Linked DNA regions of Homo sapiens: region 2 is linked to region 1. A link is a contact called in ENCODE Hi-C data. All regions are on one chromosome and are shown on one strand. The core of a region is the stretch at or near the end of the contact, and the rest is flanking DNA. Distances in the headings are between cores, read along the strand shown.

Region 1 (6,760 bases), core at 261-2,760:
TTGTTGGCCACTTGTATATCTTCTTCGGAGAAATGTCTGTTAAAGGTCTTTCCTCATTTTTTTTTTTTTTTTTTTTTTTTTGAGAGGAAGTTTGACTCTTGTTGCCCAGGCTGGAGTGCAGTGGCGCGATCTCGGCTCACTGCAAGCTCCGCCTCCCGGGTTCAAGCTATTCCTCTGCCTCAGTCTCCTGAGTACCTGGGACTATAGGCACACACCACCACACTGGGCTTATTTTTTTTGTATTTCAGAGGAGACTGTGTTTCACCCTGCTGGCCAGGATGGTCTTGATCGCCTGACTTCGTGATCTGCCCGCCTCAGCCTCCCAAAGTGCTGGGATTACAGGCGTGAGCCACTGCGCCCGGCCAGGTCTTTCCTCATTTTTAGGTTGGGTTGTTTGTTTTTGTGGCTATCTATTAAATTTTCGATCCAACTTTTGATTCTGCCATTTACAGAGCACTGTATGTCAGGTATTGTGGGAAGCCCTTAACACACACAATCTCATTTTATCCTTACAACAGCCTTGAAACATAGATACAATAAGAATTCACATGTTACAGATGAGGCATCAAAGCACAGACAGGTTAAACTACATGCCCAAGGTCACATAGCTAGTAAGTGTCCGAGAGGGTCATCAGACCAGACCAATCTGATCCTAGTCCGGATCATAATCTAGAAGCCCTCACTGCATCTCACCACTGTGCAGGTTGATAGGGAGGCTGGGGCAGGGTCCTGTAGCAAATCACAAGGGTGTCTTCTCTATAGTCCAGTGTGCTGGGAAGACAACAGGTTGGGAGGTAGGATCCTGGGATCTGCTGATCTCAGTGCTGCTCCGACTGGCTGGGGAGCTTCTGGCACAGTCACCTCGTGGCGCTTGGCCTTAGTGAGAGCATTGAGTCAAGGGATGGGATGATGTTTTGAAAAAATAGTGTGTCAGAAAGGAAGTACTGCTAGGAGTCCCAAGGCTGGTGCATACATCATGCCGGCGTCTTCCCTCATCTCAGAACCCAGAGCCTGTCTCCTGGCTGGGGGCTCACAGAGGGTCCTGGCTGGTAGAAGTCTTGCTTTTGGTGTGTTAAACACCCACAGAGTTGGAGCAGAGAGGATGGGGAGCCTGGTGCTGGCCTCCTTGTTGGGACTGGCCTCTGCTGTACAGGGGTCTTCAGGAGGCAGAGGGATGGGGTGGAGGGGTTATATGGGTATAGAGAGTTGAGGCTTCCAGGCCCCACTTTGCCATACTAACCCATCAGACTGCAGGCAAGTTAAGCTCCAGGACATCTGATCAGCACCAATTCTTTCCCTTCCCTGGTTCCCTCTCCGCTTTGCCCCGTCTCACTCCACATGAGTACAACCCTAATGGCACCTCAGGAGAACACCTGTCTGCCTTGGAGGAGGCTCAGCCTGAATCTGAGCCTGTCTGCTCTCTGAGTCCAAACTAATGTTTAACCAGGAAGTACATTTCTGTTAGGAAGACTCTTCACTAAAGATGTGGACATCGAAGTTCAGGCAGGGCAGAGAGATTTGCCAGACTGGACTGTCCTGCCATCTAGTGGTGGGATAAGAGGATTAGCTAGCGTCCCCTCCAGCTGTGGCTGCCCTGGAGAGAACAGCAATTTTTTTGGAGGGTAAGAGAGGGAAGAGTGGTTTGGTAAATGCACCGTCATTACTTTAAGGCATAATCCATGGCAGTACGCTCTTAGTTGCTTGAGATATCTAACCAACTGTTGGGCAAAAAGCAGCATAAATTTTGGCACCTGCGAGAACACTGTAAGTTTTCTCTAAGGGGTCACCTACAAATGCCATCAGAGGTGGGACTTTGGAAATGTCGAAGTTTGGAACTCATATACTCAGAAGTCACTGGTTCTTGCTAACTTATATTGACACATCACAGTAGAGGTGGATTCTAAAGATTCACTCTAGGCCAGGCACAGTAGTTCACACCTGTAATCCTAGCAGTCTGGGAGGCCAAAGTGGGAGGATAACGTGAGTCCAGGAGTTTGAGACCAGCCTGAGCAACATAGTGACACCTCCTCTGTACTATTAAATAAAATTAGCTTGATGTGGTGGCATGCACCTGTAGTCCCAGCTACTTAGAAGCCTGGGTGCTTGAGCCCAGGAGTTCAAGATTTCAGTGAGCAGTGATTGTGCCACTGCACTCCAGCTGGGGTAACAGTGAGAGACCCTGTCTTAAAAAAAAAAATTAATTCTAGAGATGTGTTTTCTCTGATTTGATTTATTTTGGGAAACAAGTAGCTCTGAAACTAAAAAATAGTTACAGTGAAGACTCTAGAAATTCTGAAAATGATTACTGAAATTGTCCTACTGTTTCCATTTATTGGGAGCTGTATTCCTGAAATTGATGCAATAACGGAGATGTAGTGGAGAAGGGAAGCTGGGAGAAGGGGAAAGAGAAAGAGCTCAGGCTCCTCCAGAAATCATCACCTTCGGCAATAATAATAAAAAGAGTAAGAATGACAACTAACTATCAGTCAGGAGAGGTTAGGTTTTGTTATGACACTATCCCAGATAAACGATGCCGACCGACACTGGTCAAGATGGTGAACACAGGTTTTATTCAGCAATACTATGGCAGCAAGGAAGAGAGACCAGTGTGGATTGAACTCAACTTCTCCAAAACAAAAGGCTGGAGACTTTTAAAGGTGGGGTGTGCTCAGGGAAAGGCACTAAAGGTGTGAATAGGGTTAGGCCATGTCAGGCCACCTGGGTTTGTTGACTGCTGTCTATCTGAAGGACACACACACTTCTCATGTCTTTGTGACGGGGCAGTGGTGCAGGTTGGAGCAAGGTGCCCACAGTTAGGCCCTCAGCCTCCCCTACAGACTAGGAGAGACAGAATTATCTCCCTGAAGCCTTGCATTTTAAAGAGAAGACTCTCAGGTCCTGGAGGAAACAGTTTTGGGTGGTAGTTTTATATCCCAAAGAGCAAAGAAAGGCTTTATAATTGCAAGCTTTCTAAAGTGATGGCTCTACAGGGAGTTGAGGGGTGGTGGTGCAGAGCTCTATCTGCCTATCTCTTGGTATTGGCTGGAACAAACAGTCAATTCTCCTGGCAGCCTTGAGCTTTCTCGGGAAGGCCTTTATTTTAATTTTCAAAAATTTTTTTGAGACAAGGTCTCACTCTGTTACCCAGCCTGAAGTGCAGTGGCATGATCATAGCTCACTGAAGCCTCGACCTCCCGGATTCAAGTGATCCTCCCACCTCAGTCTCCCAAGCAGCTGAGACTAAAGTTGTGCTGTGCATCACCACAGCCATCTGATTAATTAATTTTTTTTTTTTTTTGTAGAGATAGGCTCTCCCTATGTTGCCCAGGCTGGTCTTGAACTCCCGGTCTCAATGGCTCCTCCCACCTCAGCCTCACAAAGTGTTCAGATTAGAGGTGTGAGCCACCATGCCCGGCCATATGCAGGCCTTTAGCTGGGATTAGGGTCATCCTAGAGACAGGGCCTTATGCTTCTAGAAGCCATGCTAGAGTTCAGTTGTCTATTAGTGCAGAAATTAGGATGGAGCCATTATATGCTGGGAGTTCTGCAGTTTTTATTTGTTTCTGGGAAAACTTTAAAAAATTGTTGAAAACATACATATCATAAAATTTATCATTTTAACAATTTTTAAATATACAGTTCAGTGGCATTAAGTGCATTCACATTGTTGGGCAACCAACACCACCCTCCACCTTCAGAATATTTTCATCTTCTCCAGCTGAAACTCTACCCCTCAAATAATAACTCCCCATTCCTCTCTCCTGCCAGCCCCTGGTAAATAACATTTTACTTTCTGTTTTTATAAATTTGATTCCTCTATCTACCTTGTGTAAGTGGAATTATACAATATTTGTCCTTTTGCAACTGGTTTATTGAACTCAGCATTACGTCCTCAAGTTTCATTCTTGTAGCACTTTCTTCAGTAGGCTAAGATTCCACTATATGGGCTGGGCTCACGCCTGTAATCCCAGAACCTTGGGAGGCTGAGGTGGGCGAATTGCCTGTGGTCAGGAGTTTGAGACCAGCCTGGCCAACATGGTGAAACCCCAACTCTATTAAAAATACAAAAATTAGCCAGGTGTGGCGGTGGGCGCCTGTAGCCCCAGCTACTTGGGAGACTGAGGCAGAAGAATTGCTTGAACCCGGGAGGCGGAGGTTGTGATGAGCCGAGATTGTGCCACTGCAAGGAGATATGACAGTTTCAGATTTGACCATGTTGGGATGATTGGGCACCCAAGTGGCTGGTTGTAGAGAACCGATCTCAAGAATGCAGGGAACCCACACAGGAAGATTAGATGATAAAAATGACCAACAAGGTAATCATCAGAGGGACAGTGTTATAAGGAAATACAGACTAGGTAGAATAACAGAGAAGGAAAAGGTAAGGAATTAGGCCAGAAAACAAGCTCTCATCACTCTAAGCTTTGATTAATGGGTCAAAACCCTAATGAGCATCTTGCCTTTCAGTTGCTTTCCCGATTCTTTTGTGCATTGCACACTGCTATAAAACCATTCTTTCTAGAGTACCAATTTCATTCCCAGTCGCAGGGGGTCATGCTTGTAATCCCAGCTACTTGGGAGGCCAAGGCAGGAGGATCGTTTGAGGCCAGGGGTTAGAGACCAGTGTTGGTAACTTAGTGAGACTCTGTGTCTTAAAAAAAAAAAAAAAAAAAAGTGAAAAAAAGATCGCCATGTCTTTAGCTAAAACTTAAAGATTTTTTAGCATAAAAGTACTATATGTTGCATAAAGAAACAGTCATGGCCGGGCACGGTGGCTCACGCCTGTAATCCCAGCATTTTGGGAGGCCAAGGTGAGTGGATCACCTGAGGTTGGGAATTTGAAACCATCCTGGCCAACATGGTGAAACCCCATCTCTACTAAAAAATACAAAAATTAGCCAGGCGTGGTGGCATGCGCCTAGTCCCAGCTACTTGGGAGGCTGAGGCAGGACACTCGCTTGAACCCTAGAGGTGGGGTTGCAGTGAGCCGCAATTACGCCACTGCATTCCAGCCTGGGCGACAGAGCGAGACTCTGTCTCAAAAAAAAAGAAAAAGAAAGAAAGAAAGAGTCATACTACTTGAATAGACATCCCTCCAAGGCATACAAATGGCCAAGAAACACATGAAAAGATGCCCAAAGTTATTAGTCATTAGAGAAAATGCAAATCAAAACCACAATGACAAACCACTTCACGCCCACGAGGATGGCTATAATAATTTTTTTAAAACAGTGCAAAATAACAAGTGTTGGCAAGGTTGTTGAGAAATTGGAACTCTCCTGCATTGCTGGTGAGAATGTAAAATGGTGCAGCCACTGTGGAAATCAGTTTGGCATTTCCCCAGTAAGTTAAGCATAGTTATATGTCCCAGCAATTCTACTTGTAGGTATGTACCCAAGAGAATTGAAAACAGGTATCCAAACTAATTTTTTTTTTTTGAGATAGAATCTCATTCTGTCCACCAGGCTGGAGTACAGTGGCATGATCACTGTTCACTGCAGCCTCGACCTCCTAGTCTTCTTCTTCTTTTTTTTTTTGAGACAGAGTTTCATTCTTGTTGCCCAGGCTGGAGTGCAATGGCGCGATCTCAGCTCGCTACAACCTCCACCTCCCGGGTTCAAGCGATTCTCCTGCCTCAGCCCCCCACGTAGCTTGGGATTACAGGCATGCACCACCATGCCCGGCTAATTTTGTATTTTTAGTAGAGACGAGGTTTCTCCATGTTGGTCAGGCTGGTCTCCAACTCCCAACCTCAGGCGATCCGCCCACTTTGGCCTCCCAAAGTGCTGGGATTACAGGCGCAACCTCCAAGTCTTAAGCTATCCTTCCATCTCATTTCCCCAAGTACTTGGGACTACAGGCAGGTGGCACCATTTCTGGCTAATTAATTTTTTTTTTTTTTGTAGATACAAGATCTTGCTATATTGCTAGGACTGGTCTCAAACTTCTGGGCTCAAGCAATCCTCCTGCCTCGGCCTCCCAGAGTACTGAGATTACAGACATGAGCCACCATGCCCTGCCTGAACAAAAATTTGAATGTGAATTTTCATAGCAACATTATTCATGATAGCCAAAAGGTGGAAAAAATCCAAACGCTCATGAACGGATGAATAGGTAAGTAAAACATGCTGTATTCATACAACGGAATATTATTCAGCAATAAAAAGGAATGAAGTGCTGATACATGTCACAACATGGATGAAGCTAAAAAATGTGCTAAGAGAATTAAGCTGGTCACAAAAAGCCACGTATTATATGATTCCATTTATATGAGATTCCCAGAATGGGTAAATCCATAGCGACAGAAAGCAGATTAATGGTTGCCAAGGTCTGGGGGAGGGGAGAGTAGGGAGTGACTCTGTAGTGTGTACGAGGCTTCTTTATGGGGTAATGAAAATGCTGTGGGACTAAGTAGTGGCAATGATTGCTCAATATTGTGAATATACCAAAAACCACTTCATGGTATACCATTAAAATAGTTAAAGTGGTGCATTTTATGCTATATGTATGTAAACACACACACACACACACACACACACACACACACACAAAGAAACACTTATAATAGGTTTTTTTGGGCAGTTGTCACCTGATAGATGATATCAGAAGAAATTAACATCACAGTATCATGGAAACTGGGACATTTTCCTATTCTGGTTGATTGATTTCTGAGCACAGTTTTGATTACAAAACATTTCAAACATACTGAAACCTATAGAAAATAAGACACCCACACATCTGTCACATAGATGTAGCAGAG
Region 2 (6,847 bases), core at 251-2,750, 170 kb after region 1:
GCCTCCCAAAGTGTTGGGATTACAGGTGGGAGCCACTGCGCCCGGCCACAGATATTTTGTAAATGATTGCTTCCTTACGCCTTTCTAGTTCATGTTTTCTTATACATAGTTACATTTCTTCTTTGCTATACTAAAAATCCCTAATTTTAGTTGGTCAGAGAGAGGGATTTGAGACTGAGCTCCCATCTCCTCGGCTGCAGCATCTGATTAAAGCCTTCTTCCTTTGCAATACTCATCTCAGTGATTGGCTTTCTGTGGGTGAGCAGCGCAGGATCTAGGCTGAAGCCCTGAGGCTTCAGTGACAAAATCTGTTTTTCATAATGCTATCTGTCTTAATTGTCCTCAAGAATTAGTATTTGAGTGCTCTCTAGATTCTCCTTTGTCACCCTTCCTTCCTTTCTTTCTTCCTTTCTTCCTTCCTTCTTTCCTTCTCTTTGCTTCGTTCTCTCCTTCCTTCTTTTCTTTCTTTTTTTGAGACGGAGTCTTGCTCTGTCGCCCAGGCTGGAGTTTGGTGGCACGATATCAGCTCACTGCAACGTTCACCTCCCGGGTTCAAGAGATTCTCCTGTCTCAGCCTCTGGAGTAGCTGGGACTACAGGCACGCGCCACCACGCCCAACTAATTTTTGTATTTTTAGTAGAGAGGGTTTCACCATGTTGGCCAGGCTGGCCTCAAACTCCTGACCTCAAGTGATCTGCCCGCCTCAACCTCCCAAAGTGCTGGGATTACAGGTGTGAGCCACCGCGCCTGGCCGTCACTTTTCTTCAATCTCACTGGTGCTCGCGGGCTGAAGGGTCAGGACGGACTAGAGGCGAGCAATCCTGGTGGCACCAGGCGTTCCCCGACCCGCCCGGGTCGCCAGCTGCACGGACCCTGGGCAGATGCGCGCAGCGGCTGCGGCACACGGCGGGGAGCGGCTGCTTGGCCCCATCCTAAGGCAGCAGAATGCCCAGAGCTGGTCCCTGGCTCCAGGCGCAGGCCGAGTAGGAGCTGGGCGGGCAGCGGCGTCGGGCAGGCCCTTCCAGCCGGGCTGACAGGCCGCTCTGACCCAGCCATCTGACTCCGCTTGCGTCCTGGCAGCGCGGACCCTAGGGCAACTTTGCTGCAGTGGCCAAGCCGGGGGCGGAACTGACCCGTACCCCTGAACCGAGCAAGCCTAGGAGCAGGTGCGCCGGCGGCGCTGTGAAGCGGCACTCATGACAGGCAGGCTGGGCACCGCCACCCCGAAACCTCCGAGGGAGGACCAGCCAGCCCAGGTTGGCGCTGGAGCTGCAGCGCCACCTGCAGGCCAAGGAGTCTTTTTCTGGGAGGCTGGAGCTGCAGCGCCACCTGCAGGCCAAGGAGTCTTTTTCTGGGAGGCTGGAGCTGCAGCGCCACCTGCAGGCCAAGGAGTCTTTTTCTGGGAGGCTGGAGCTGCAGATGCAGTGAAGTCACAGGTTCCGTGATGTCACAGGTGGGCAGGCGCACTGGTCTGTAACGGATTGGCTTGGCCTTACCCACGAGGCTTTGCGGTGGCTGTTGGCTTGGCGGTGGTCGCTTGGCTTGGCGTGGCAGTGATCGCTTGGCTTGGCATTTCTGGCTTGGCGGTCCTCCTTTCGCAGATTGGAAACCGCGGGCTATCCTGCTGGGAGGTTGTGGCCGAGGCAGTAGCTCGCTACTGATGGCCTCCTGGGGTGGAGAAAAGCGGGGAGGGGCTGAGGGGTCTCCGAAGCCGGCAGTCTACGCCACGAGGAAGACCCCTAGCGTCGGGAGCCAGGGGGACCAGTGGTACTTGGGCTACCCGGGGGACCAGTGGTCCTCGGGCTTCCCCTACAGCTGGTGGAAAAACAGCGTCGGCAGCGAGAGCAAGCACGGTGAGGGCGCCTTAGACCAGCCCCAGCACGACGTCCGCCTGGAAGATCTTGGCGAGCTCCACAGAGCTGCCCGGTCGGGCGACGTCCCTGGGGTGGAGCACATCTTAGCTCCTGGAGACACTGGCGTGGACAAGAGGGATAGGAAGAAGAGGTAATGGCCAGGCGAAGGATGCGCCGTCCTGTCGGGGACACTGGCTTTCTGGTGCCCGCAGGCCCCACGGCACCCGGGATGGGGAAACGTCAGAGGGGTCAGGGGCCCAGGCCTCTTAGTGAGACGGGATCAAATATAAAGGATTATTACTATTGCAAAAGTGTTGGTCTACTTTACAGGAGTTTTCTTTAAAAATATTGCACTTCCCAACTGTGTTTATCCATTTTCTCAATTTATTCATCAAACATAAGCTGAATACCTATTATACAGCAGACATATTCTACTGTCGCTCAGGTTCCTTCCATCCTTAAGAACTTCATGTTGGCCGAGCTCGGTGGCTCATGCCTGTAATCCCAGCACTTTGGGAGGCCGAGGAGGGCAGATCACGAGGTCAGAAGTTCGAGACCAGGCTGACCAACATGGTGAAACCCCGCCTGTTATGCTTTTGTCTCAGCCTAGACTTAGCTAAGACCTTCATGATAAATTATCCTTTAGGCCCTCGGGGTTCAGTTCAAATAATGTTGCAGAAAGAGAGGAGTTTCCTTTTTTCATTGCTACCAGATCTGTATGCTGAGGACCCTTTTCTTAGATCGTGGAATGTCCCATATTATCCTTTCCCAGATTTGTGGCAGGAAGCCATCACCAGAATTCTGAGTCTCAAGTATGTTAGTTGGATTTAACAGAGCTAAGTCTCATCCATGACTCATGAATATCCATGTATAAAATGAGAGCTTTGGCAGGGTGCAGTGGCTCATGCCTGTAATCCCAGCAATTTGGGAGGCTAAGGTGGGCGGATCACGAGGTCAGGTGATTGAGAGCATCCTGGCTAACACGGTGAAACCCCGTCACTACTAAAAAATACAAAAAAAAAATAGCCGGGCGTGGTGGTGGGCGCCTGTAGTCCCAGCTACTCAGGAGGCTAAGGCTGGAGAATGGCATGAACCCAGGAGGCGGAGCTTGCAGTGAGCCGAGATCGCGCCACTGCACTCCAGCCTGGGTGACAGAGCGAGACTCAGTCTAAAACAAACAAACAAACAAACAAACAAACAAAACTTGCTTCAGCAGCAAACATATACTGAAATTGGAACAAAATGGAGAGAAATTAGCATGGCCCCTGCCTGCATAAGGATGATGCACAGATTTTTGAAGTGGTCCATATTTTGCGCAGTCACTAGAAGTTCATTTGACTATTTGCTGACTAGTTCCAAAGACAGTGTGAGTCAAAGCAAACTGGGTATCACCTAATATTAAAATTGTGATTTTTCACTACAAAAATATGCAGTAAGGTGATCAATGGAGCTGAGTAACACGTGGGATGTTGTGTGCAAATATATTGTCAGTATGTATCTCAGAAATGAGAGAATGTCAACTTGCATGTCTTTCATGGAACTGAAAAAGAAAAGTAGCATTTTGTTTTCCATGTCAGTTGGAGATGAACATGGGGATTGAGCATCCTTCTAACAAAGATCTGCCGATTCAGAGTTTGAGTCTGTATGGAACAGTAGTCCAAGCTAGGTCTTGACATCTATTAGCTTTCTCCCCTTGGCGTGATTGATGAGCTCAGTAATAGTGGACAGTGTTGTTATCTAGTTTGATGAAATAATATATTTATAAGTAAATTTAGTTACAAACTATGAACTAGCTGTGATGCCCCAAATTATAAGCCACAAAGAATAGAACTAATAAAACTAGAACTTAATAACAGTTTTGGAAAACTGCAACATTTGAATATTAGAACCTCTGGAAAAATACACATTGGGTTTTATTTGTGATTCCAAAACCATTTCCTCAATAAAGCTCAAGAACAAATTATTTCATTGCTTCACTGTTTCTCTGAGCATTTACAAAACGTTTTCTTGTTAAATCTTTAACAACCTAGTGAAATAAGGCAGTAAAATCCTTGCTTTTTAGAAGAATACATTGAGCCTAAGAGAAGCAACTTGTCAGAGAATAAATAGCTGCTGGTAATAGAGCTAGGACGCTTTCCATTATGCCAAGCTAATGTGAGTTAATTTACTGAGCTATACTCCCTTCAATTCATGAGTACTTCATCTTTTTTTCTTCTTCAGAAGCTTAAAGAGAAGTTGGTAGAACTCACAAATTGAAGTATATGGGATAATTAAAGTTCTGATATTAACTCTGATATTGTTTGAAATACTCTAAAAATTTAATATATTTGGTATTTTTCATTTGTTTTAAAATAGTAATTTCATTTATTACATTTTTATCCATAGCATTCAGCAACTAGTTCCTGAATATAAGGAAAAACAGACACCTGAAAGTCTTCCTCAAAATAACAATCCAGGTAAGACTTCTGATAGTGAATTATTTTTGGTGGTCCTACCATAGGTAAAAAAGAAGTAAGAGTAAGGAAGTTTTGATCATGAAAGAGCAGTTTTAAAAAATCTTTATTTCTTTCTTGATAGGTTAGATTTCTTGGTAGGTTAGATGTCACAATTATTTAAAAAGTTAATTGTAGGTCATTTATTTTTTCAAACAATCTGGTCTGAAAAAAAATTAATTATGGTCCCTAAAATCCTATGTGATATTTTTGTATAAATAAGAAAAAGTGTTTTTTTTTGTTTTTTTTTTGAGACGGAGTCTCGCTGTCGCCCAGGCTGGAGTGCAGTGGTGCGATCTCGGCTCACTGCAGGCTCCACCCCCTGGTTCACGCCATTCTCTTGCCTCAGCCTGCGGAGTAGCTGGGACTACAGGCGCCCGCCACCCCGCCCGGCTAATTTTTTGTATTTTTAGTAGAGATGGGGTTTCACCGTGTTAGCCAGGATGGTCTCGATCTCCTGACCTCATGATCCATCCGCCTCGGCCTCCCAAAGTGCTGGGATTACAGGCGTGAGCCACCGCGCCCGGCCAAGAAAAAGATATTTTTGAGTTAGTAAGTTGTATGTTTTCTTTATAGTCACCTTATAATGAATTAGACTTGTTATGAAATTGGAACTTCTATTTAATTTTTAAAATAAATGACTTATGTTTAGTAAATGAATATCAATCACAATTGACCCTTAACAATGTGGAATTTAGGGATGCTTGATTCCCTCTGCAGTCAAACATCTGTGTATAACTTTTGACTCCCCCAAGAACGTAACTACTAATAGCTAACTGTTGACCAGCAGCCTTATTGATAACATAAACAGTCAATTAAGATATGTTTGGTATGGTATATGTATTAATATGCTGTATTCTTACAATAAAGGAAGCTAGGGAAATAAACTGTTAAGAAAATCATAAGGCAGAAAAAATACGCTTACTGTTCATTAAATGCAAGTGGATCATTATATAACTCTTCATCATAGTCTTCAAGTTGAGCAGGCTAAGGAGAAGGAGGAAGAGGAAGATTGGTCTTCGCTGTCTCAGGTGGTAGAGGTGGGAGAAAATCTGCTCATAAGTAGACCCCTGCAGTTCAAATCCGTGTTGTTCAAAGGCTAACTATATTACATAGTGATTTGTGTCACTAAAAAAAAGAAATTAGTTTCAAAACTGGAAACTCGGCAATACCTTTCTGGCACCATAAACAAATGGCAATAAGAACTGTGAAATGGCCAGGTGTGCTGCCCACACCTGTAGTCCCAGCAAGTTGGGAGGCCTAGGTGGGAGGATCGCCTGTGTCCAGAAGTTCCAGACCAGCCTGGGTGACATAGTGAGACCACATCTCTACAAAAACAAATAAAAAATTAGCTGGGTGTTTTGGTGCACACCTGTAATCCCAGCTACTTGGGAGACTGAGATGGGAGGATCGCTTGAGCCTGGGAGTCAAGGCTGTAGTGAGCTGTGATCATGATCACAACCTGGATGACAGAGTGAGACCCTGTCTCAGAAAAAAACAAAAACACAAACAAAACCCTGCCAAACATACCCAATGTGCACTAATACTAATGGGAAATTATTTTTTAAAGAGACCTTCTGAGTGCAGAAGTCAGAAAAGCAATTCCTTGTTGAGAAGAACAGGTCATGTTACATACTTATAAACCAACAAGGTGTCACTATTATTGACTTTCCCCCAATTTGAAATCGAATGAGGTATATTTACTTCATTAGAACAAGATGTGTTTTTCTACCTGCTGGTTAATTGCTATGTTAACAGTAATTTTGTTAGAACAAGATATGCTGTTACCATTAGCCAAAAGATTATCACAATAAATATTCAAATAGCCCAACTCTAGGCTCAACAAATTATAATGAAAGTATAAAAATGTTTCACAATAACAAAAAATGCTTCTGTGCTTCCAAGATGTGATGCCTAATGCATTGGACAATCTGAACTGTAAGAGGACACCTTTAATTTAGTACATGTTAATCAAAGAACTTCTCTAAGTTAGGTTTTGCACGTTATGGGAGACAAACATGAAATAGACATAGTTTTGGTCTTTGAGGTGCTCATAATAGAATAGAGCTTTCTCTATTTAACTTCTGTGTTTTTTTCAACAGAATTTTCAAGGAAATCATTTATTCATTTGTCCACTTAACAAATAATTATCAAATGTCTTTTAGTACTAAGCATTTTTTTTCTAATGTTACAGAATACAGACATTTAAAAATACTGCTGGGGCCAGCACAGTGGTGCATGCCTGTAATCTCACCACTTTGGGAGGCTGAGATGGGAGGATCACTTGAGCCCAGAAGTTCGAGACCAGCCCGGGCAACATGACAAGACCTCATCTCTACTAAATTTTTTAAAAAACAATAAAACATTAGCTGGGCATGGTGCCAGGTGCCTGTACTTCCAGCTACTTGGGAGGCTGAGGTGGGAGGATTGCTTGAGCCTGGCTGTTTGAGGCTACAGTGAGCTATGATCATGCCACTGCACTTGTGTCTGGGTAACAGAGTG

What was found. Hi-C counts contacts between places; a loop is a spot of excess contacts on that map. Pooled maps may share reads with other maps.
Region 2: a pooled map shows a loop between it and region 1 (4-fold over the local background). The contact joins the promoter of CCDC144A here to the enhancer-like site in region 1. A Hi-C loop is called at or near these places in 3 of 168 maps with a recorded cell type or tissue (CD8-positive, alpha-beta T cell, OCI-LY7 and mammary epithelial cell), 6 of 37 single-sample maps with no recorded cell type and 14 of 50 pooled maps.

What each region holds. Positions count from the first base shown.
Region 1 is chr17:16,519,906-16,526,665 of GRCh38, forward strand. LOC124903940 (a long non-coding RNA gene) reads left to right here and starts at 5,927. Exons shown (of 2, transcript XR_007065646.1): 1 at 5,927-6,114. RefSeq lists an enhancer at 1,387-1,436. Within about 2 kb of position 1,511, at least 3 of the 41 ENCODE cell types and tissues checked have a DNase peak (open chromatin) inside an H3K27ac peak, as active enhancers do.
Region 2 is chr17:16,688,741-16,695,587 of GRCh38, forward strand. CCDC144A (coiled-coil domain containing 144A) reads left to right here and starts at 1,501. Exons shown (of 17, transcript NM_001382000.1): 1 at 1,501-2,004; 2 at 4,239-4,309. The coding sequence starts at 1,661. It also overlaps the pseudogene RNU6-405P. RefSeq lists an enhancer at 491-1,394.